Regions from separate parts of the Homo sapiens genome. Here all the other regions are linked to region 4. A link is a loop called in an ENCODE intact Hi-C map of the cell type or tissue named here. Cell type or tissue: PC-9. All regions are shown on one strand.

Evidence for each region. Peaks named below come from ENCODE experiments on the same cell type or tissue, not always from the same donor. Only the 100,000 strongest peaks of a DNase experiment are listed, where the experiment ranks them.
Region 1: it touches region 4 in a loop (11-fold over the local background); 3 of 110 quality-filtered maps call a loop at or near these places.
Region 2: it touches region 4 in a loop (7-fold over the local background); 2 of 110 quality-filtered maps call a loop at or near these places.
Region 3: it touches region 4 in a loop (17-fold over the local background); 2 of 110 quality-filtered maps call a loop at or near these places.
Region 5: a loop joins it to region 4, with 13 times the contacts of the local background. A loop is called at or near these places in 3 of 110 quality-filtered maps.

What each region holds. Positions count from the first base shown.
Region 1 is chr2:226,670,679-226,675,678 of GRCh38, reverse strand. No RefSeq gene overlaps it. Among named protein-coding and RNA genes, the nearest start is that of MIR5702, 14 kb to the right of the region's middle. In PC-9, no CTCF peak of the experiment used is centred here; a DNase peak (open chromatin) is centred at 2,208; H3K27ac peaks cover 2,402 bases.
Region 2 is chr2:226,333,037-226,338,036 of GRCh38, reverse strand. No RefSeq gene overlaps it. Among named protein-coding and RNA genes, the nearest start is that of MIR5702, 320 kb to the left of the region's middle. In PC-9, no CTCF peak of the experiment used is centred here; no DNase peak of the experiment used is centred here.
Region 3 is chr2:226,134,836-226,139,835 of GRCh38, reverse strand. No RefSeq gene overlaps it. Among named protein-coding and RNA genes, the nearest start is that of MIR5702, 520 kb to the left of the region's middle. In PC-9, no CTCF peak of the experiment used is centred here; DNase peaks (open chromatin) are centred at 2,255 and 2,535; H3K27ac peaks cover 1,426 bases.
Region 4 is chr2:226,475,264-226,480,263 of GRCh38, reverse strand. No RefSeq gene overlaps it. Among named protein-coding and RNA genes, the nearest start is that of MIR5702, 180 kb to the left of the region's middle. RefSeq lists a silencer at 1,857-2,151 and an enhancer at 1,789-2,339. In PC-9, no CTCF peak of the experiment used is centred here; DNase peaks (open chromatin) are centred at 1,893 and 4,453; H3K27ac peaks cover 931 bases.
Region 5 is chr2:225,887,524-225,892,523 of GRCh38, reverse strand. LOC105373914 (a long non-coding RNA gene) reads left to right here and starts at 933. Exons shown (of 7, transcript XR_007088110.1): 1 at 933-1,013. It overlaps LOC107985992 (a long non-coding RNA gene), which reads right to left. Exons shown (of 3, transcript XR_001739907.2): 3 at 3,806-5,000. In PC-9, a CTCF peak has its summit at 2,938; a DNase peak (open chromatin) is centred at 2,923; H3K27ac peaks cover 1,245 bases.

The DNA of each region.
Region 1 (5,000 bases), 200 kb before region 4:
CTTTCCCCAAAAGACCCCACACCCAGCTTTTTCAGATTTAATTTCAAACTTTCTGACCTCACTGACTGACCCCCAACCTCTATATTTGGTCAACATTAATACCTTCATCTTGTCTTCATTTTGCAATTTATTAGATTTGGTCTCATTTCTATGTCCTCCTACCCCAACCCAAGCTATCCTCTCTCCTTTGGGTTGTGCACACCTGAAAACAATTCTTAAGGTAAAATGCCTCCTGGACTGGCCTATGCTCTACAATTTTGTTGTTGTTGTTTGTTTGTTTGTTTTTGTATTTTTAGTAGAGATGGGGTTTCACCGTGTTAGCCAGGATTGTCTCGATCTCCTGAACTTGTGATCCGCCCGCCTCAGCCTCCCAAAGTGCTGGGATTACAGGCATGAGCCACTGCACCAGGCTGATTTTTTTTAAATTAGGTTATTGGATTTATTACGTAATTTTATTTTAACTTTTAAGTTCAGGGGTACTTGTGCAGGTTTGTCATACAGGTAAACTTGTTTCATAGGGATTTCTTGTACAGATTATTTCATCACCCAGGCATGAAGCCCTAGTGCCCATTAGTTATTTTTCCTGATCCTCTCCCTCCCCACACCTTCCATCCTCCGTTAAGTCCCAGTGTATGTTGTTCCCCTCTATGTGTTCATGTGTTCTCATCATTTAGCTCCCACTTATAAGTGAGAATGTTTTTTCTCACACTGACTTTGAGAAGTTTTCTTGCCTCCCAAATCCCAACAATCATCTCTAGGATATGGTATTAGGGTTGTTAAAGGAAGCTTTTTGAAATCAGATCACTGAAATATAACACTTCAATGATTCATTCCTTCATCTTCTTTCTATCTTTGATGGAATGCAGAGAAATCTGGGAGAAGTGACACAAGAAATCTCATCAATAATGTTTTCCTTTGATATGTGCTGGGTATTGGGGTTGAGTCCACAATCTTCACTCTACTGTCCCCACTGCGTGTAGCAGCTATGGGGATTGGAGACTGACCCAGCTCCAGGGAGAAAGGGACCCTGATTAGTCTTGGCCAAACATGGTAACCTTCTTCCCTTTATCAGTAACTGGTTCGAAAACTCAGACAGAGTGTGATATTCTATGTATGATGGCTCAGGGGTAAGTGACATATGTTGATCTAGTCAGACAGAAGAGACAGCTTTGATTCAATGTCTGGGGAAAAGCACCTTCTTGTTCCTCTCCCCTCTCTCCCCAGTCCCTTGTTGCTCCTTGGACATGAACAATGAAGCATAGGCTCCTAACTGATATACATAATAACCCTATAACCACATGGAAAACAACCTTGGAATGGAGCTGACATTGTGTTTAGCAGAGCAGAGACAGAACGGACCTGAGTGTTTAGTGACATTGTCCAGCCTCTGGATTGTCCAGCCCTTGTCAAGACTTCCAGATAAGTGAGTCATACTTTCTGCATTATTTAAAACAATTGAATTAAAAAATCAAATGTAACGAATACAATGAGTTTATTAGTGTTTTTTTTCTGGGATAGGGTTTTGAGTACTGGAGAATAAATAGAGCAATGAAGGAGGGAAAAGAAAAGTATTTCCCAGAGGAGGACTGGATGGAATAGGATATAAGGAAAGACAGCTAGGAATACCAAAAAATGAACTCTTCATACTTTGAAACATGTCTGAGAGTCAGCACTCAATCCAAGTAGTCTGGAGATGGGATTATTTTTTCCCATTAATCAAGGTTAAAGACTCTTTTTTTGAAAATTTCCTTGAAACCCTCCAAATTGCACCAGACTGATGCAGAAACTTGTCCTGTATTTCCAGACAAAGATCATGAGGTTGGGCCACGAGTCCAGCAAATAATAAGGGCTAACATTGACATTTATAAATCACTTTCCACTTTGCAAGGGACTGCTACTACCCTACTACCTGATTTCATTTGAGTCTTAGGACAGTTCTCTAGAGTAAACTTATGATCTACATTGTACAGAGGAGGTTAACTAAGACTCAGGGAGATGAAATGATTGGCATGGAGCCATGTAGCTTGTAATATCACATGCAAGGCTCGATGCTGGAGTTCTGACTCAGGGCTTTGCTGCTGCCACCATCTCTCTGCCATTCCACTTGGCCTCCACCCTTCCCTGGCAGGCAGCTGCTTCCTCTGAATTCACGATCAGCTTTCCTTATTGGCATCTCCTTGGGAAGGCCGCCTCAGGGCCTTCCTTATCAGTTTGTGGTTGCTAGATTTATCTTACCACAAAAAGGGCTTTATTTCTTGGCATCTAATCCCCTTCCTTATCTACTCTCTCTTCATCATTACTAGGCTTCCTGTTGGTTTTGAGGTATGAACACCCTGGGTCGACAACTGGAGTCAATTTCTGCATTTGACTCAAAGGAAATTCAAGTGAATGAATTCCACACGATGGTGAACCTAGTGAATCTTAAGTAATTCCCAGGAAATGCTCTGAGAGTATAGAACAGGTATCAGTAATCCTAAATAATATGAGCTCCGAGTGAATCAACTCTTTGGTTTTTAGTAACACCTGTGAGACTACTGATGTCTCACCATAAATAAGAAAAAAGGGAGAAAAAAAATGAAAAGGGAAGAAGAAATAGGAGAAGAGGGAGAGATGGAAGAAATAAATATATATGCAAATATCAGGAGTCAGAAAATATACATATGCAATAGTTTTCTGACCTCTAAAGTTTTTCTTCCATATTTGAGTTAATTTAGGCATTGTTTAGTGAGTAAAATTAGTTATTCCACCAAGGCTCTTGAGTATAACTGAATGCATTCATCAGTCATTTGTGTGATGATGACATTGGGTTAACACCTGACAAAATGGCAGATGAAATCAATAAGCTACTGACTCACAAACCCAGTTGATTTGGCCCCAAAACACCTTTGTTTATTTATTGACTCTCATGCAAGGATATTGATAAGTTATAAAATAGCCTTGATTATTTTCTATAAATTGTTTACTTTTCCTCCTCCTCCTAAGCCCTTACAAATTAAAATGGGAAGTAGAAGTTTTGAATTCACAGGTTAAATATCATTTTAATCCTCTGTTCCGTTGTAGACTTGCATCTTTTTCGAGACAGGGTCTCCCTCTATCACCAAGGCTGGAGTGCAATGGTGCAACCAAATCTCATTATAGCCTTGACCTTCTGGGTTCAAGGGATCCTCCCACCTCAACCTCTTGAGTAGCTGAGACCACAGGTTGGTGCCACCATGTCTAGCTAATTTTTAAACTTTTAAAAAATAGAGACAGGGTCTCACTATGTTGCCCAGGCTGGTCTCAAACTCCTGGGCTCAAGCAATCCTCCCACCTCGGCCTCCTAAAGTGCTGGGATTACAGGCATGAGCCACCACACCCGGCTCAATTGCATTTTTGATTGTCAAAATCCCTCTCTGCTTTAGTGAAGATGCAATTGTTTTATATTCTGTCCTATAAATATTATAGTTTAGCTAAGGTGACACTTGGAGGAGGATTAGAACATGTCAACCAGGGACTATTAGGTCAAGAGAACTTTCAATCATATTTCCTCTAGAACTCTGGCCCTTCTCTGTTACTTGTGATGTCTTCAAATCCCCTGACATGGGGGATATTTGTGTTCAGGGGTCTATAACCAAGAAAAATGATCGGGTGAGTATCATACACATGTCAACCCTGTCTTTTAGAATCAGGTGGCAGCTGATTTGTTTAAAGCATTGATGAATAAGTGGAACTGGGAGAGAGAACATTTGACTCATCTTTTAGGATGCAGAGAATCCTTGCAATCAAGGAACATTAAAATAAACCATGTAATGGTGGGTGCATCTCATTAGTTTCACTAGTAGAACTGTGAAATTTATTGAGAAAAATTAATGGCTGGGTTTGACACAAATTGCAATTGTTCATAGGCAGAAGGCAATATAAGGATTTCAAATACACCAGAAGAGAGAGTTATGGTGTAGGTAAGCATGTGAAAACATCTTCAAAATCTAACCATATAACATTCAGTTGTCATACTGTGTATGTAGTAAAAAATGTTCAAATGAACAGACACCATGGCATGCACATTTAAAGTTGTTTTTCCGGATTGATCCTGGAGAACTTGTTAACTGGAACAAAGTCATAAATTGTGCAATCATTCAGAATTTGCATTCATGTAAGGAAAGATTTTTAATGTTCTCCTGCTTTTACTTTTTTTGGACTTTGTCATTCCTACCTCATTGCCTTGGTGTGCATTCATGTGGCATAGCTCAATGGTGCAGCTTCCCCTTCCTGCCCCACCCCACCTGCTTGTTAATATTCTGTCCAATCCAAAGTGAAGCTTAGATGAGGGCCAGATAATATTAGCAAGTCACAATTAGGGCAAAGGATATGAACAAGCCATGCTGCTGCCTCATGCTATTTACAGCTTTTCTCTCTTAAGGTTTCTGATCTGCGCGTGTTTGGCAACGCTAAGAGACAAAGGGAGGTCATCTTTCCAGTTCCTGTTTCAAAGAGAAAAACAGGCACAATAGCCACAGCAGTAGTCACTGAAATAGTTACTTAGCACATGATATAAATGCATTTACATCCATTATCTCGTTTAATCCTTTCAACAACCCAGGGAGGAAGGTAATATTATTGCATTTGACAGATGAGAGAAAAGAGATGCAGAAAAAGTTAGGTAATGAGCTCAAAGTTGCACAGCTGGTGAATGGAAGCATTAGGCTTTAAACCCAGATTTGTCTGTCACTAAAGCCCGTGCTTTTGTTACTGTCCTCTACTGCCTTTTTAAAAGCAAAGTTTTGAGAAGGTAGGGATGAGATGGAGGCCACTGGTTGGTTACATGGTCTTTCTATATTTGTCACACACTCTCTCTGTTGCATTTTCCCTCTGGCTTTTCTATCTGCCATATCCAGGCAAAAAACAGCAAGATGAACCAAGATGCTAGTTGTCACTGATTTTGAAGTAAAAGAAATTAGCTAAAGTAAACGTGAGAACACTATTCTGCCATGTTCCTACATTCTCTGCTCAGAGGCTCCTCT
Region 2 (5,000 bases), 140 kb after region 4:
TTCAGCTTTTTCATATGATTACAGAAAGTGTTTCCTATCCTCATACCTAATCACTAAACTAATAGGGCTCTGGTATATTACCAGTGCAAGATTCAAACTCTATCTAATCAGGGTCTTTGCCCAATTAAAAAATTGGTTTATTTGTTTTCTTGATGTTGAGTTCCTTGTATATTTTGGATAATAACCCTTTATCAGATACATGGTTTGAAAATATTTTCTCCCATTCTGCAGGTTTCTTTTTTGTGTTGGTTATTTCATTTTCTGTGTAGATTCCTTTCATTTTGGCCTACTTGTTTGCAGCTTCCACACACTGCACCTCCCTGTTACATCTCTTCTATGCTCAACTGGGTTTAGGAAGAACTACTTGGGATATTCAGGTATTGTATTTGAACTATAAGTCTATAGATACCAATCTGAAGCTGTGAGGGAGAATTTGTTACTATACGACTGTAAACAAGTAAACAACCTATTTGTACTTGACGTAGTGCCTATGACATGACCGATTTAATACAAAACTATGGAACACGCAAGATTATTTTTTGAGATGTTAAATATGACTTCACAAACTTACCTAACCTTTTGCTAATGCATGTAGTACCAAAAAGAAAAGATGGTTTTAGCTTCCTTTACTCAAAATATGAACATTAAGTATTGCGAATTTCTCTGCCAAGTGGTTCAGAAATACAGAATAACCCAGTTAAAAAAAGAAATTGTAAACCATCTTGGTCAGTCTACTCTATTCTATGTTTATATGTTATTTTCTCAAGCAATCACTTCATAATTATGGAGTTTACAAAATGATGAGAAAGAAGAGGGAAGGCAAAATAGCCTCTACTGCATTACAAGGAACATCAGCATAAACTGTACAAAGAATCACATCATTTCCATACCATGAACGTAGAAAGCAGACCAAGTTTACAAATGATAGGACAATGCGTTCTCTGCAATAGCCAAATACAACAAAACACTTTGAAAGTAAAGGTGAAAATTGTATAAAGAGAAAATACAAGCCTTTTAAATAGCATTATGCCAAGAGGTGAAAAGAAAAAATTCATCTCTTGGTATATTACAATTTCTTTATCTATTGATCGGCTCTTAGGTAGTTTACACATCTTGGTTACTGTGAATAATGCTGCAATGAACATGGTGGTATAGATGCTGATTTTACATGATAAAATATCTTTTTATCTTTAAAATATTTATATAAAAGATATTTTAATATATAATATATTATAAAATTATAAACTATAAATATACTATAAACTTATATGGTAATATTTATATAAAAGATAACATCTTATAACTTAACTTCAAAAATGCTGATTTTATTTCCTTTAGATATATACCCAGAAGTGGGATTGCTGGAGTAGTTCTATTTTTAATTTTTTGAGAAACCTCCATACTGTTTTCCATAATGGCTATACCAAGTTACAATTTCACCAACAGTGTACAAGGTTCCCTTTTCTCCATACTCTCACCAACACTCGTTATCTCTTTTTCTTTTAATAATAACCATCCTAACAGGTGTGAGGTGATATCTTATTGTGGTTTTGGTTTTCATTTCTCTGATGATTCATGATGATGAGCACCTCTTTGTATGCCTGTTGGCCGTTTGTGTGTCTTCTTTGGAAAAATGTCTATTCAGATTCTTTGCTCATTTAAAAAATTTGGTTGTTTTCTTCCTGTTGAGTTCCTTGTATATTTTGGATAATAACCTTTTATCAGATACACGGTTTGCAAATATTTTTCTCCCATTATGTAGGTCGCTTTTTTATTTGGGGGATTATTTCATTTTCTGTGCAGATTACTTTCATTTTTTAACTATTCACAATGATGCTTAATACTTACATAATAGGTAAGAATGTTAAGAAGATGTTTTAAATGTACCAGATACAACACAAAGAAGAATTTAGATTGATACACCAATGACATAAATGCTTTTATATTATTTACCAGCCTCCAGGCACTATGCTAAATCTTTTCACCTAATTCATTTGCTCTTCATAATAACCTTATGAAGTAGTTACTACTTTTATTCTTATTTTATGTGATGAGGAAACCAAGAGAGGTTAAGTAATTTTCCTTTGGTCTCATAGCTGTTAAATGACAGAGCTGGAAGTTGAACTCCATTAAACTGGCTCTAAAACCTGCTTGGTTAAACATTGCAATATGCAGTCTCACTTTTTTGTTAGCTAAACAATTTTATAAATGCACAAATCTGTGAACATGATACAGATACCAGTGTAGGCTCATGATCTCTCTGAAAGTCCTAATAATACAGCAGATAAATTTGACTGGGAAATTTTGATGAGCATTGGGTTTTCTATAGCTTTAAACAATCTACTTACACTCCTCAGATTGAAGATAGATATATTAAAACTGCCTACAAAATAATAATACATGGAAGTGAGGAAATCATGAACTGAGAAAAAAATAAGGTGAACTGAGAGTTCAGTTAGCAATCATGCTGCACACCTGCTGGGCTGTGAGGTCAGAATCTGAGGCTAGCGAGGCATCCTGAGAACGGCCCCTCGATTGCTGTGCTCTAGGCATCTGGGAGACTGTTTTCAGAAGAGATGGATCATGGACTTGTCTGGGGTTGGGTTTCATAGCAGTAAATATAAAAAAAGGAAACGTGATGAATTTCACAACTTACATCGCCTGTAGGATGAAAAGCAAAGCTAATAACTTATGAGAAATACATCTATTGTTGGAGCTAGAAATGAAAAAAAAAAAAAAAACATTCTCCAGTGGTTGCTCACAGAGAGACCTTTGTGCCTATCATGAAAAATATTCTCAACAACATCTGAGTGGCAAAAAAATAGGAATGTCATAAGACAAGGCTCGTGGCATGACAGCTAAAAGTAATCCAGCAAAAGTACTGACCTCATGTGAGGTCTCCAGGCACGATATTCCCATGATCCAGGCTTGTCCTTTCTTGACTCTTTACTCCTAGGTCCCTTCTATAAGCATAAGGAGCTTAAATTTTTTTGACTCATTTGTTTATTTTATTTAGCATGCCCAAATGTAGTCAGTAATTAGGATGCGTGTGTGTGTGTGTGTGTGTGTTTGTGGTCGGGGAGGGAAAAGAAACCAGGACTTAATAATCAGTTCTAATGTATCTACAATTTATATAATGTGAGACACTTCTGCAGGATCTGCATTTCTGTTTTGCATAAACACAAAATTAGGTCTAGCGATATTAGGAAATATATAATTATTAGGAGTGTAGTGGTGGTGAGAGCCTTAGAAAGCTAGAAAAAGTGGCAAACTAACGTTGGCCTGGATTGACCCTTGCTGTATGGTAAGCTCCAAAGGAAATAATTGAACACATTTTTTCAGTCATTTATTTATTTCATGATCAGTCATATTTGGTATCATGACAGATGGTGGCAGAGTTCTGCTGAAATAGAGTCAGCTTTGAATAAGACAGTGTGTGAAAACTCAGTAGCTCTTCCTACAATAAATTCATTAATATTCAGCAATTGCCTTTATCTTGTGCTTGAATGTGTTCGTGTTTGGGGTTCGAGCCTCATTACAGATATGAACACTTCTATAAAGCAGCACCAGTTTAAGCTGTGATAAAGGAATTTAAATGCTATCCACACTATTCAGTAAGGGCCTAGAATAATATTCTTTGAGAAAAATTGCTTTCTCCCACATTACAGTTGTATTTTAAATTGGAGTTTATCTTTTTCTGTGTAGTCTAATTATTTTTATTATTTTATAATTAAAATGACAGTTAGATTAAAAAATTTTAGTAGAATTACTACCCTAAAGTTACCAGTTTTCAGCTTCTGTAAGTCTCTGTTCCCTAGTTTGATTTCCACTTTGGAAGGGCAATGCCATAGTTTTGGAAAGAGGAGACATATTTTATGTGATTATAGAGAATGAGTATTTTTATTCTTTCTTTTTTTGAGATGGAGTCTTATTCTGTTGCCCAGGCTGGAGTGCAGTAATGTGATCTCAGCTCACTGCAACCTCCGCCTCCCGGGTTCAAGCGATTCTCCTGCCTCAGCCTCCGGAGTAGCTGGGATTACAGGCACCTGCCAACACGCTCGGCTACTGTTTTTTTTTTTTTTTTTTTGTATTCTTAGTAGAGATTGGGTTTCACCATGTTGGCCAGGCTAATCTTGAACTCCTGACCTGAGGTGATCCACTCACCTTGGCCTCCTAAAGTGCTGGGATTACAGGTGTGAGCTACCACACCCAGTCCTCTCCATTCTTTAGAAATAATAAAAGGGATATGGTTTGGCTATCATCTGGAATGAGATTTGGCTCCACTCAAATCTCATCCGGAATTGTAATCACCATGTGTCAGGGGTGGGGCCTGGTGGTAGGTGATTGGGTCAAGTGGCAAACTTCCCCCTTGCTGTTCTCATGATAGTGAGTGAGTTCTCATGAGCTGTTTTTTTTAGTGTGTGGCACTTCCCAGTTTCCTCTCTCTTTCTCTAGTGGTCTGCCATGGTAAGAAGTGCTGGCTTCCCCTTTGCCTTTCGCCATGATTGCAAGTTTCCTGAAGGCTTCCAGTCATGCTTCCTGTTATGTCTGCAGAACTGTGAGTCAATTAAACATTTTTACTTTATAAATTACCCAGTCTTGGGTAGTTCTTTATAGCAGTGTAGAAACGGACTAATAAAACATGTACGTTTAATGTCTCCCAAGTACGGGATTTTTTTCTTTTTGTTATTCTTCATGTCACATTTGGTTGCTATAGGTAGGAGTGTGAATCACATAATGGATTTGTTCTACTATCCAAATCTTATACCTTTAGACTATGAGCCTTGCAAGGGGGTGAAACATTTTATTGCAGTAACCATCAGCACAACAAAATTCTGAATTGCAGATCATTGTTTTATTGGAAACACCTGACTCATTGATTTTGATTGATTTTAAATCTCCTCTCAGAATCAACTGAAGTCCTAAATCCTCTACACATTCTTACTTAACTCCTTTCCCTTTGATTAAATGCTTTAATCTCCCATTCTTACGGCATCTCT
Region 3 (5,000 bases), 340 kb after region 4:
GAATTTAGTTGCATGGCCACACCTCACTACCAAGAGGCAGGAAGATGTGGTGTGCCTAAGCAACTCAGCACCCAGATATACACTAGTACTCTGGAAAAAGCAGAACAGATTTTAGTTGGACAAATAACAGTCTATGTTGGACATACAGAATTAGAATTTAGACACATGCATCAAAAACGAGTTCTTCTTACCTCTTCCTTCTGGAAGGAACAGTATTCATTCCATTTTGAATGCTATGACCAAAAGTATTCATCTTTTGGTCCAAACTCAAAATGGTTTTACTGTCCCAGAAGAATGTGAAAGACAGAAAGTAACAGAGCATAGGTTTGGGCTTCAGCAGGATAGACAAAAAAGAATGGTCAGGACCCAGAGATAAGAAAGCTCCATTTGACAAGATAGAGGATCCAGAAAGATCCAGGTGTGAGATAGTAGAGAGGATAAGAAAGGGCTCTGATGACAAGAAGTAGAGACAAAGCAATGGAGTTTCATGTACATGTCTGTACCTCCCTCAAACTCTGGGAAGAGCACGCTTGGAGCTGGTCATGGGAACCAGAGCAACAGGTAGAAAGTTCTGGAAGAAAATGCCTGGCTCCTAGAACCCTGATACGTGGTCACGAAGAATAAAGCAAAGGTCTATTCACTAGAATCAGGATGAAAAGAGCGACTTAGCTACAAAAGAGATGAATAAAGAGTGGCTCAGCTAAACATGTAGATTGTTGTTATTTATTATTCTTAGGAGTTTAATAAGGTCTCATGGACTAGAGCAAGTTAAACCTGCAGGTGTCATTGAAATACACCCAGCTATGGTTTTGAGGTGCTAGGAGCAGCCAAGGAGTTAAACCATCTTAGCTTCTTGAATATAATGGAACGAAACTCCTAGTCATATTATCTCCTTAAATAAAACTGAATAAAACTCTAATCTCTTGATTATTTTTAAGAATGAACAGCTGCTTTTTAGATAGGAAGCCAAAGACTATATAAATTAGAAAAAGAATCAAAGTCAAAAAGATTTTTAAGGAGAGAGAAGAAAATGACAGTTAAGTGATTAGAACCCTGTTATAAAAATCAGTAAGGGGTACAGAGTGTCACTCAGGGAAGATGAAAAAGTTCTGGCAATGGTTTGTAGTAGTGGTTGCACAAAATATATACATATTTAATGCCACTGAATTGTATGCCTAAAAATGGTGAAAATACCCGGGTGCGGTGGCTCACGTCTGTAATCCCAGCACTTTGGGAGGCCAACGCGGGTGGATCACCTGAGGTCAGGAGTTCGAGACCAGCCTGGCCAACATGATGAAACCCTGTCTCTACTAAAAAAGTACAAAATTAGCCAGGCATGGTGGCACATGCCTGTAATCCCATCTATACGGGAGGCTAAGGCAGGAGAATCATTTGAACCCGGGAGGCAGAGGTTGCAGTGAGCCAAGATTGCGCCATTGCACTCCAGCATGGGCAACAAGAGCAAAACTCCATCTCAAGAAAAAAGGAAAAAAAAAAGTTAAAATGATAAATTCTAATTCTCTTTTACTAGAATAAAAACAATGTTTTAAAATTAAGAATTGAAAAAAATTAAAATAATGAATAGAGTGTAAAGCAATTATGGTATTTAAAAATTTGCATATGTCAATTATTAAGTGAAAAGAACACAGCTTTCAATGGGCCTATATGTTGAATATAAATATTTTACCATTTTCTCCTGTCTTAGACCATTTACTGGATCTTGAAATTTTCATTGTTAAAGTTAAGGTAAAAAAAAAAAAAGTAATATGAAGCAAAAATACATAAATTTAATTAAAGAAAATAAATATGTGAGACTGTGACATACAGGAGAGCAACAAGAAAACCCAGCCTCAGCCACATGTTCCAGAAGAGCCTCCAATCTGTGCAGGCTCCTGAACTGGCCACCCTGATCACCCACTACTTTCTACCAGGCGGGCTCTTTTCCCAGTTCTATTTTAGAAAAGAATTAGATGTCTAGACACCTTCTTACATTCCTGTTACCAAAACAAGTTGAGAGATGTTTACATATTTTTAAATGCTAGAGACTACAGATAGAGAGCCTTCTCTGCCCACACCTGTGGTCAGTGGGCAACCTGGAACATGATCCCTCATCACTGCTCCCTGCTACTCATAACCTTGTGTACTGATCTTTGTTTGAGCATGAATTGGACCTGTGACTCGCTCCAAATTAAAACAATGCAGCAATATTGATGACATCATCAACCTTAAAAGATGAGATTTGGGAAATATGACTAAGTATAAAGTTTATTTGAGTGCAGAGCTTAAGAGTAGCCACCTGGGAAACACAGACTCCAAAAGAATGGGTCAGCATTCCAAGGTGGGGAAAGTAAGGTTTCATTTATATAGGCGAAGACAGAGAAGCTTAACAAGGTTGCAGCATTTTTCAAAACAGGTTAGTACATGTGTTATAGTGATTTGATTGGTTACATTCGGAGGAAAACTGCCTTAACTTTCTGTAGGGAGGGGTAATGGTTTTGATGGGTCTTATCTCTGGTGCCGTTCAGCCTTTCCTAATCATTTACAGGGCAAGAATGAGGAAGAGATATGATCTATAATCAGAAAAGCAGAACTTGCAGCTTCATGCTTTGTGACTCAGGCCACATAGCCACATTCCTCTTAAGGTTTAAAATAATTTAAAGTTCCAACAGCTTTAAGTTTGAATTATTTAATTTCACAGGATGAAACTAACAAGAATAGGCTACAAAATATGGTGAATTCTACCTTGAGTTTCCTTTCTCACTCTCTTGATGGCTCATTACAGTGGAAGCCAGCTGCCAAGTTGTGAGTTTCCCAGTGGAAAGACCTTAGTGGCCAGGCACCTGTATCTACCACCAACCGCCAGTGAGGAAGTGAGGCCTGCAAGTGGCCAGGAAAGTGAGCTTGTAAGTGGATCCTCCCTGCAGTGTCTGTTGATGTCTATGAAAGACCGTGAGCCACGGGCATCCGGTTGAGCCACATCAACACTCTTGACTCATAGAAAACATGAGATACAAAGTATTTGTTGTTTTAAGTCATGAAATTTTGGGAAATTATTTTTCACAGCAACAAACAACAAATATACACCTGGGTAGTGCATAACGGTGATTCCTAAGCAAAGCAGGATGAGAAACACCTTGCTTATCAAAAAGGTGCTAAGCAAAGATGGCTGGCAGTTCACCAAAAATCCATGGTGACCTTCCACAGTGTAGAATTGTTGCTGGAAGCAGCTGCCAGGACAAAGACTAGGATTTCCAGCTCCATCTTCACCTCTTCATTATTATTATTTTTTAAGATGGGATCTCACTCTGTTGCTCAGGCTGGAGTGCAGTGGCATGGTCATAGCTCACTGCAGCATCAAACTCCTAAGCTCAAGTGATCCTTTAGCCTAGCCTGAAGAGCTGGGACTCCAGGCATGTGCCACCATGCCCAGGTAATTTTCAAAAACGGTTTTGTAGAGATAGGGTCTTGCTATATTGCCCAGGCTGGTCTCAAATTCCCGGCCTCAAGCCATCCTCCTGCCTCAGCCTCCCAAAGTGCTGGGATTACAGGAGTGAACCACTATGTCCGGCCCATCTATTCACTTCTAGGTGCCATGTGACTGGTTTTCACTTACAATAACATGTGTGGGAATGATTGTGGCACTTCCAGGCCTAGGGGTTAAGCCACAGATGGGCCAGTCCTGCCCTCTTTTTTTTTTTTCCATGCCATGCTGGGTCCTGAATGACCAGAAAGAACAGTCCTGACTCACTCATAGAGGACAGGAGCATTTGCTCTGAACTATTGTGAACAGAACATCTATTCTGGGCAAGAAATTAACTTTTCATGGGTTAAGCCAGTGAAATATTGGGGGTTGGGTGTTTAGTTACAGCAGCTAGTGTCACTCTAAATAATACAGAAATTCAGGAGCATAGCTTGAAACACTGAGATGAGACACTCCTCATGGAGAGTGAGTGCACACATACTTAGCAATGTCTAGATGCCAAAGTCAGAAGTTTTTATATTTCAGAGCAAAGTCTTCCAGGTAGCTGTGGTCTCTAGGGCAAGGCACAGGGAGAAGATAATATGATATGGATTAGGGTTGGTCATATCCAGTATCATCACGTGCAGGAGGGAGAGGAGAAATGAAAAGCCTTGTGTGTGTGTTTTTTTTTCATCTCTGTTTCCTTACTACAAAACTCTTGTTAAGTATAGTAAATTGTAGGTGGTTTAGTATTTGAAACTAACTCACAGAAGACCAAAAGGAGAGAGAGGAGAGAGAGAGGTGGCAGGAAGAGAGAGAGAGAGAGAGAGAGACAGAGAGAGAGAAATTTTTTAGGGAGAAAGAAAAGTGAAGAAATGGAAAAGGAAAAGGGAGAAAAGGTCATACAGTTTTAGTAAATATTATTCTATTTTAGCAAGATTGAGCATTTTGTAAACTGTTTCTGGAAAACTGTAATTGGAGTTCTTAAATTGGGGTTCAAAAAAGGAGATCTGAAAATCTCAATATTTTCTACCAAATGTCGATATTTATACACACAGATTTTTTTTTCTGGAATTGATGATCCCCCTCCCCCAAGTTTAAGAACCATTTCTCTAAAGTGACTTTGGCCATATTATTTAGGGCATTTTGATTTAATCTTATTCTTGCCAACTTTTTGCCTCCTTAAAAGTTATTACCAAAGGAAAATTTTATAAAAGCCATATGAAGAATGTGTATTTAAAAGCAGGTTGTATGTGTTTGAACAATGCTTGTTCTGTCTGCCTCTACATTGCTTTCTTAGATTATAAACAGAAACCATGCCTTTTCCCCAGAAAAATTACTTTATCAGAATACCTAAAACCAGGTTCCTTGCAGGATAGAGCATAATAAATGCTATTGTTTCCTGCTGATGAAGTGTCTAACCCAGTTCACACACAAGTCAATGAAAATACTGAAAATAAAACTTATATTTTCTATTCCACTGCCTAGTTAATAAACGTTGACATGCATAATTATTTTAGATGTAGGAAGACAAAACAAT
Region 4 (5,000 bases):
CCACTGATAGGCTATCCTGAGTAGAAGGGAGATAAGATGGCCCTTCTGGACAACTCAAAGGGATCCCTTTTGAAAGTGAAAATGTTTTGAAGTTTTTTCATGCCTGAGCTAAATACAGGCACTGCATCTTCTTATATGTAAACATGGGGCTTTTGATAGGTAGACACCATCTTCTAAATCCAGCAACACCACTGAAGTCTGATGGCCGGTAGAAGAATAATGTAAATTTTTCCAAAATGCTTTGAATCTCTGGTTCAGTCAATATAATTTTATTCTTTAGAGCTACACGGTCCCATAAAGTAGGATTAGCCACATAGGGCTATGCCAACTAAAAGTAATTAAAATTAAACAAAATGAAAAATTCAGTTCTTTAGTCAGAGTGATTCCACATCAAGTGCCTAGTATCCATTACTGTGGAAGGTTCTATTGGTTCTGTACAGTGCTGTCTATAGCCATTTCATTTTATTAACATCTGATGTCTTTGGTTGCTTGCTTGATTGCTAAAAAAGGAAAAGTGGAAGGACGGTGGAGCCTTGCTTGTCCATGTTAGGAAAACGTTTATTTCAGCCTCTACAGGGCTTCTTATCTAAAAGTCTTCTATGCTCACTCTTATTGGGTCCTTTACATGGGTCCATTCCAGCTCCTGCCTTGATCCTGTCTAATCAATCCTTCTCACTGCTTCCAGCGTTAGCATTCTTTTTTTTTTTTTTTTTTTTTTTTTTTTTTTTTTTTTTTTTTTTTTTTTGAGACGGAGTCTGGCTCTGTTGCCCAGGCTGGAGTGCAGAGGCACGATCTCGGCTCACTGCAAGCTCCGCCTCGCGGGTTCACGCCATCCTCCTGCCTCAGCCTCCCGGGTAGCTGGGACTACAGGCACCCGCCACCACGCCTGGCTAATTTTTTGTAATTTTAGTAGAGACGGGGTTTCACCGTGTTAGCCAGGACCAGGGTTAGCATTCTTAACCACAGGGCAATGGAAGTTATTTTTTTCCTAGGAAAACTTCAACTCTTCCCCATTACTCACAGAGTAACTTTTACTTACCTTGATTTGGATTTGATCTGGCCCGAACCAACCCTTTCAGCTCTTTTTCTGTTTCTCTGACTATCCTATGCCCTGGCCACACTCAAATTCAAACACCCTTGGCTGCCTACCCACATAACTTTAGTCTTTTGCTCATGCTGTTCCTTGGAGCTCTAGGAAACGTGTCCATGCATCTTGGTTCAGTTTATGTGCCAGAACCTTTGTGAAAACTTCACAATCTCGCTGAACCAAAGTGTGTCACTACCTTGTCTAAGTGCTCACAGCACTTGCAGTTCTATTACATTTTTTTTCCACTTAAATTTTTACGTGTTTAACTCTCCTACTGGGTGATAAGCTTTTTGATGCACAAGATCTTGCACCTCTGTGTCCTGCATAGCTTTCTACACATAGCTGTTTAACAAGAAATACACAAAGAGAGTTGAATTTAATTTGGGGTGAGGATAGAAAAAATGGTTAACTGGAGTCAGGGAGGGTGTGCTTAGAGAACCATTGCTGGGGGTTGTGTAGGATTATAAAGGATGCAGACTGGAGGAGGACTGAGGTTAAGATGAGAAATCTACCCTTGGCAGTGCTGAAAAACATAACAGAATTGTGCGGCAGCACTGCAGGCTGCCAATGTTTCATAGGTCACAAAACACCACGAGGCATTCCTCCTGATGGAGGTCAACCTCCAGCAGAGTGAGTCACTCTCTCCCTGTGCCCATGAGGCCCTTAATCCATGGCTCTGCAATATTCCAAGGCCTCAGGCTGAGCACTTCCTGGTGTCAGGGCCACCCTCTTGCTCTATCCTGCCTCCTTACCATGCACACTGCCCCATCCATCCTAGGGCCCAGTTTCATGCATCCCATAAGGAAGTTTGCAGTAAATTCTGACTGAATAAATTCAACTGTGAGCTAAGACCTGAGTGAAGGTAACCACAGGCAGAATCTAAAGCATGTAGATTGCCGAGTACAAACAGGAATGCGGAATATGTTGCCGGAGTAATTTTATTTATTTTCAAACAGCGCAGGGTCTTTGGGTCATCTCCACCATTTAACCCAGCGATATCTTGGCATCCCTGGAATGCTGAATGCTGTTTGATCAGTCATCACGTCTCCTTTCCACAAAAGGGCCTGTTTTTACTGAAGATAAAACTCTCTTTCCTCGTCTTCAAAAGGAAGCTCAGTACATTACAAAAAAAAAAAAAAAATTCCCCCTTTGACTTTTTCTCACTCTAAGTTTCCCAGGGGTCGATGTGAAGTGAAGGAGAATGTGGAGAATTGGAGCTGGAAGTGTTAGGAACCTAGAGCTCTTTTCCACGAATGGGAGGGAAGTTCATCAAAGCACATGTGTGGTCAAAGAAGCTTAAAAATAAACCTGATTTCTAACACAGAAAAGAAAAACTCATTAAGCTTTCAATAAGCTGCTTTTTTCAAGGAATAAAAAAATAAAAAAAGAGAAAGAAATGTCTGCCAACAGAGGAAAAGGCAATACACTCTTCCAAAAGGATCTTTTGAGTAAAAGGAACATGTAAATTCCAAGAAAAGTTAGTTAGAAAGAACAGTTTATTCTCACTGGTTCCTTCTCATCACATCAGTATTTATTTCCCCAAATGCCCTTTATTTATTCATTTTAAAGTATTATAGGTGTCTACATGTTGGTCAGGGCATAAGGAACTTTTCTTACCGCAAAGACCCTTTGGGACACCAAGCAGAGACCTCAGCTATCCTTTTAAATTCTCAGGACTCTGAAACCTAATGTCTGCGTAGACTAACAGGAGGACTGCTGGAAGAAGGCAGGAGCCCAAGTAGTTAGCACATAGGCCGCTTACCAAGAAAATCACCAGGGTGTTCCAGCGTGAGCTGGTTTGACATCAATCCATACGATGGGGTTAGCGTGTGCCAGCTTCAGACTGTGTAACTTCTATTTACCGAAACTGTAACACATACTCATTGTGAGCTACAATTATCCACAGTTTAGTATGTTTATGAAACTATTTTGTGGTTATTTATTAAAAATAAAATTTATGTGTGCTTATTGAAGCTATATTTTGGCAGGCAAAAGAGGTTGGCAGAAATGTCTGAGTCAACAGCGGGCACTAGCCACTCTTTATGTCGTCATATAAAAACTTGTCAAATAATATTTAGTTTTTAATCTTCAGTTGCAAACATAAGGTTAGTCATGAAAAATATTCTGTGAGTTGGTCTCCTTGAAACAGGAGACTGGGTGTTTGGATTTAACTAAAGGTGATAATTAAGTTTCTGGCTTGTTTAAGGGTGATCTGTTATCCCTTTTCTCCCACCAACTTCTACTACCTGTTTTTTTATCCATGTTCCTCTTCCTTATGTCTTTAAGAGCTGTTTCATAATGATTTTTCATAATATGAGCTGTTTATCTACCAATACAAAAATGCAAAGACAAATGTATTACTCATGATCAAGGATAAATTATCCTGCCTGTATGGTCATGGTAGTATTCTCTTGGAGATCTTTTGGGAGCAAATGGATTATTTATTTTTTCTGAAATTTTTAGTTAATTATTTTATTTATTTATTGAGACAGGGTCTTGCTCTGTTTCCCAGGCTGGAGTGCAGTGGTGCAATCACAGCTCACTGCAGCCTCAAATTCCTAGGCTTAAGCCGTCCTCCCACCTTAGCCTTCCAAGTAGCTGGGAGCACAGGTGCATGCCACCACACCTGGTTAATTTATTTTTCGTAGAGATGGTGTCTCCCTATGTTGCCCAGGTTGGTCTCAAACTCCTGGGCTCTAGTGATCCTTCCACTTCAGCTGCCTGAGTAGCGGGGAACACAGCCACGTGCCACCGCACCTGGCTAATTTTTCATTTATTGTAGAGATGGGGTCTCCCTATGTTGCCCAGGCTGGTCTTGAACTCCTAGGCTCTAGCAATTCTCCCACTTCAGCCTCCCAAAATGCTGGGATTACAGGTGTGAACCACCACACCCAGCTAGTTATTTAAATCACTATACTTACTTTCCAAGGGCCTTTTAAGAAGGAGGTTCTTCTTCTTTTTTTTTTTTTTGTTTTTTTTGTTTGTTTGTTTGTTTTTGGAAGGAGGTTCTTCTTAAAGTGGCCACAGTTAGCTTCAGGAATGTATAGTCCATCATAATTAACTATGTGTACTTACACACAAACTGGAATCATAGGAGTTTGTTCATAGGGATCCTGAATGGATAGAAAAATGGCATTAAGTAAGGGGCCTTGGGATTAGAAAGGATATTCTATGAATAGGTGGAAAAAGGAATTCTTTGTCTTTGACTCTACTTGCATAAAGATTCAACAGGAGAAGAGGAAAGATTTAGTATGGAATTGTTCAAGAATAAATCTTTCGTAAAGGGGAGATTCTGAGATGTGATAAATTGGAGTTGAAAAGACAGCCCAATGTACTTCTTGCTACTTCCTTAAATACCTTGAGTATGAGTCACTGCTGAGGTTGTGCTTTAGTTTTCCTTGAAAGAATTTCTGATCTCAACCATAGAAGACATTTGTAAATTTTATATGTCAATTGTCTCTCGTGTCTCTGGAGTTTTGCTTTGGTTCTAGTAGAAGAGCTGTTTTGAGCATGCCCTTGTTGACAGCGATTTGGTCCTGCAACAGAGTATTTGCTGCCAAGTAACCTAATCCACACACATTTTATTTATTTATTGAGTATCTTTTGTGAGCAAAGCTCTGTGCCAGGTGCTATAGAGAATGTACACCTAAGAGCCATTCCTCTAAGAAGGATGTAAAGTGAAAAAATGTGTTATCTATGAGTGGTCTCTATACCATAGTCTACAGAAGTTTGGATGCCATCATAGGGTTGAAACCTTATTTTGGATCCACCAAACACAATAATTCTGAGAACTGCAGGAATTTGGTATATTTGAAAACAAACATGCAGCAGAATAGGGCAAGAGAGTGGAAGGGAGGAATGTGTCTGGATCAGTAGGATCCAAATGAACCCATCACATGGTTTCAAAAGTCTT
Region 5 (5,000 bases), 590 kb after region 4:
CAACCCTCTCCCCCCTCCTCCCTTCTTCTATTTTGGAGTCCTCAGTGTCTGTTATTTCCGTCTTTGTGTCCACAAAACATACAATTTAGCTAGAACTATTAGCCTTTCCATCAGTTCAAGTGTCTGCTTCATGTGGAGGATAAGAAATGTTTTCTTCATTGCTGTATTCCAAGCACTTAGCAGGGGTTGGCTCATGGTAGATTCTCAATAAATATGTATTGAGTTTGTAAAGAAATCAAAACTTACTTTATTTTCTAATATAACTGAAAAGGAGGATGTAAAAATATAAAATCAGAGTCTAATAACTACTTTACATATTTATTTTAAAAATTAGATTATACCTATCTGTGATATAAATTTCTCTACATAATCATTATTACATTAGAAATAAATTTAATTGAGCCATCATGATAAGGGGATTAGATTGAATACCCGACTCTGAGTTCCAGAATTGAATAATAGGACCTCATACTTAAAAGAGTTCTGCAACAAATCCAGCATAGAATTGGAAATCCCTTTAGAATTTGAAAATTGAGACCAAGAGAATGTAAGTGAATCATCCAAGATCACAAATGATTTAAAATTTAAATACTTTCCAACTTTACAGGCAAGTGTAAGCCCCTGGATTTTGATCTGTAGCCTCCTAGAGAATTCCAGCTGCCCTGTGGACCAAGCACTCAGTCTATGCTCTGAGAAGTGGATACTATTTGGGAGAAAAGGACCTTTGAAGCTACTAGAATATCAAATTGTGCAAGGGAAGGGACACAGGGTGAGGTAGTTGTCTCACCCTCCTCTCTTCTCCGGACCTGCAGAGCAGGGGCTGATCCCTGGTTGGCTCCCGGCTAGATTCCCAAAGACTTTAAAGGCTGATTGGTTCCCAGTGAACTTCTAAGAAGAAGTCGGTTCACTATTGGGCGATGGGTTCACTGGAAGCCCAAACGTCGCCATTATACAAAATACGAAAGATGAGAGAGAGCTGAGACAGAAGATACCAGACACAATACTATTCAGGGGTAAGGGAGAAGCCCAGTTATCCTTTTTGCTGCTCATTCCATTCCTCTTTGTCCCTCTGTTCCTCTTTTCCTCTTGTAACTCTCTCTCATCTCTCTTTTTTCACAAACTTCTCTCTGTGCCTCTCTTTCTCTCTTATCACTGACATTCTACTTCTCATTAAGAGCTTATTAGACCTGTACCATTACTCCTTCCACTGATAATGTCAGTCATATGTCTCTCTTTAACTGGTAGATTGGCAAATGGAATTCAATTTACTTTTACCAACTTTTGTTGAAGGCCAAACAGTGTTTCTAGGAATAAGTCACAGTTGCTAACCTCAGTGACTTTAAAGTCTAGGCAGACGGTTAAGACCTTAGGCAAATAATGGTCCTTCAATTTTCTTAAGTAGGAATAGATTTGATCACATCTACCTGAGTGAACCAGAACAAGCATATGAAGTAAGTAGGTAATAATTGAATTGAACAATTATTTACCACAGTAGGTAATTAGGCGGAGAGACCTTAGCTTGTTTTTTCAATTGTTAGTGTGGAAGAAAATACTAGATAAGGAGGATGAAACTAGTTTGGGGAGAGATTTCCATGCCAGGCTCCGAAATTCAGAGATGATTAAGTAGTTAGCGATGATTCTTTGAAAATATATTTAAATATAAAAGTGACATACAGTATTTGTTACATGTAACTTAAGTGACCCAAACTGACTAGAATCAACTAAAAAAAAAGATAACTCGTGAAAATAAAACAAAAGCAGATGGAAAGTGGGGCACACTGCTTGTTTGTGTGGTTGCTTGCTTGTGGTTATTTTTTATCTATCAACGTGATTAGTTATACGACATATTTTGAGAATCATACGTTTTGCCAAAAATTAAAATAATTAAAAATTGAAATAAAACAAACGAAATTTAAAAAACATAGAAACTTAAGCCTAGTATAATTTTAAGAACTACAAAGAAAGCAAGCATTTATTTAGTAAATATGCAAGAAAATAATCAGATTCTGCTCCCCTTTCATTCATTCATTCATTTTTCTCAACAAATAAATACTAATTGTCTGTTTTGGCCAGAACTATTTCAGGGATGAAAAGGTATCCCTTTCTTCCTTACTTTAGAGAAATGTAGATTTTGTGGTAGAAGCTCAGCATATCTAAAGACACCCAAATAGAATATATTCTACACCACTTTGAAGTAGTTTGAATGTCACCTGAAACAGAATATTACTTCTAATCCATTTCAGGCCATCTGTTTTTTTTTTGTTTTTCACTTTTCTCTTATAGACTAAATATTATCATAGTATTAGCACATATAGTATATATCAATCTATATAACATATGGTATTGGGAAACATTTTTACTAATAGGGATATTTACAAGAGAATTATGTCTCATTACGTATGTTCACAAATTTTAATAAACTCCTGTTTCTGCCCATTGCCAAAATGTTTCCTATCCTCTCAAGAAATAAAACTGTTACTTTGTTTTTGGTTGAACTCATAGAATATTTTCTTTTTTAGGGTAAAATTATTACTTTTCTTACATAAGTCATATCCTAAAGTCATATATTAATATGTTGAATTCCATACCTCACCAACTGGGATATAAATGATATAAATTATGTTTGAAGTGGAAAAAAAGCTTTTAAGATGGGCTGATGGCCATTGTCTTAAATATTACTTTCCCAACACCAGGGGTTACACCTGGAAACTGTTCATCATAGCCAAAAAGGCAGGGCTCCTTGGGATGTGGCTCATCAGAATGACTAATACAAAGTCACTTTTCTCATAAATCTGCCTATTCTCCCACCATCTGTTATTTGCATTTTTCCAGAAAGTTAAAAAAATACTGATGGAATGTTTTGACCCAATTGCAGTTAAATTCACATGGTTTACTCTTTGAGTTCCCAAGATGACATTTCAGCCAAGCCCTATAGTGGGGTGTTGCATCAGAAGATCTTCTATTATACAATGGGAATTCCAGGTGAGACATCTAGAGGCAAAAGGCGGAACTGCTTAAAAATTCAACTATCATTAGTAATATTTTGTTTCATATCAATTTTGAGCTACAAAAATCATCTAAAAATATGTACCCATCACTGAATTACTACCCTCTGTTCAACTCATAAAACTTTACATGTTTTAGCATGCCAGACATATGAGCTTAGTAGTTTTTTTTAATTTACAATGATTTGATAGAATGATTTGCATAGATTTTAAACTATCAACACCAAAGCATATTTCCAATTCAAGGAAAATGTATACATATAGAATACATATTATGTGTTATGTCTAGACATGCACACAGACATTTGAGCTTGGACAAAAGCAAGGTCATGCCTGTTTAAAGCTATTAATCTAGATGATGTTTCATTAAAACCAAAGGCATATGTAACATTTGTAATAAAAGCCAAACAAACAAATAAAAACTTTATTTGCCTAATTACATCTAAGACATTCTACTGGATACTGAGCTAATAGTGGTAAAAAAGGCAGAGATGGTCTCTGCCCTCATGGAGTTTATAATCTAGTATGAAGAGAGAGAGACTTCAAAAAGCAACAATAACAGGATGGATTATTACAAATTACAGGAATTGCTATGAAGGAAAGCAGAATATAAACTCATGGAACTGTAGATGTTCATTGACAGAGTGGCTTTAGACATCATCTAGTGATCAAATGTGATATTTCACAAATAAATAATATATTATTTGTGATATAATTGTGATATAGTCTAAGGTGATTATGGGATCTGTCCAAGGTCACATAACTATAGGGGGCATACATCAAATAAGACATAGAGAAAATTGACAGTTGATTATTTTTATTGCAAGAAGAGTTTGAAAATTTTTAATTAATTTTTTATTGACATAATAGATGTACATAATTCTGGGGTATATGGGGTAATATCATACTTTCATATAATTTATAAAGATCAAATCAGTGTATATTAGGGTTCTCCAAAGGGACAGAACTAATAGGATATATGCATATATGAAGGGGAGCTTATTATGAAGAATTGACTCAAAAAATCCCAAGGTGAAGTCCCACAATAGGCCATCTGCAAGCTGAGGAGGAAAGAAGCCAGTAATGGCTCAGTCCGAGTCCAAAAGCCTCAGAAATAGGGAATCAAACAGTGCAGCTTCAAGGCCCAAGAGCCCCCCGGCAAATCACTGGTGTAAGTCCAAGAGTCCAAAGGCCAAAGAACCTGGAGTCTGATGTCCAAGGGCAGGAATAAGGGATGGAAGCATCCAGCATGGGAGAAAGATGAAAGCCAGAAGACTCAGCAAGCCCTCTTCTCCCACCTTCTGCCAGCTTTGTTCTAGCTGCACTGGCAGCTGATTGGGTGGTGCCCACCCACATTGAGGGTGAGTCTTCCTCTCCCAGTCCAGTAACTCAAATGTTAATCTCCTGTGGCAACACCCTCACAGACATAGTCAGACCCAATACGGCTATTTAGGCATCCTTCAATCCAATCAAGTTGACACCTAATATTAACTGCCATACAGTGTGATTGGGTATACATCACCTTAAATATTTGTCTTTTCTTTATGCTAAAAACATTCAAATTATTCTTTTCTTGCTATTTTGAAATAAACAATAGAATCATGCTACTCATCTATCAAATGTTAGGTCTTATTTTTTCTATTTAACTGTATATTAGCACCCATTAATCAACTACTCTTCATTTTTCCTCCCTTCTACCCTTCCCAGCCTCTGGTGACCACCAATCTACTTGCTATCTTCATGAGATCCACTTTTTTTTAAGTTCCCACATATGAATAAGAACATGAAATATTTGTTTTTCTGTGCTTGTTTTATTTCACTTAATGTAATGACCTCCAGTTCCATCCATGTTGTTGCAAGTGACTGGATTTCATTTTTTTATGGCTGAACAATATTCCACTGTGTACATATACCACATTTTGTCTATCCAGTCATCCACCGATGGGCACTTAGGTTGATTCCATATGTTGGCTGTTGTCCCTAGTGCTGCAATAA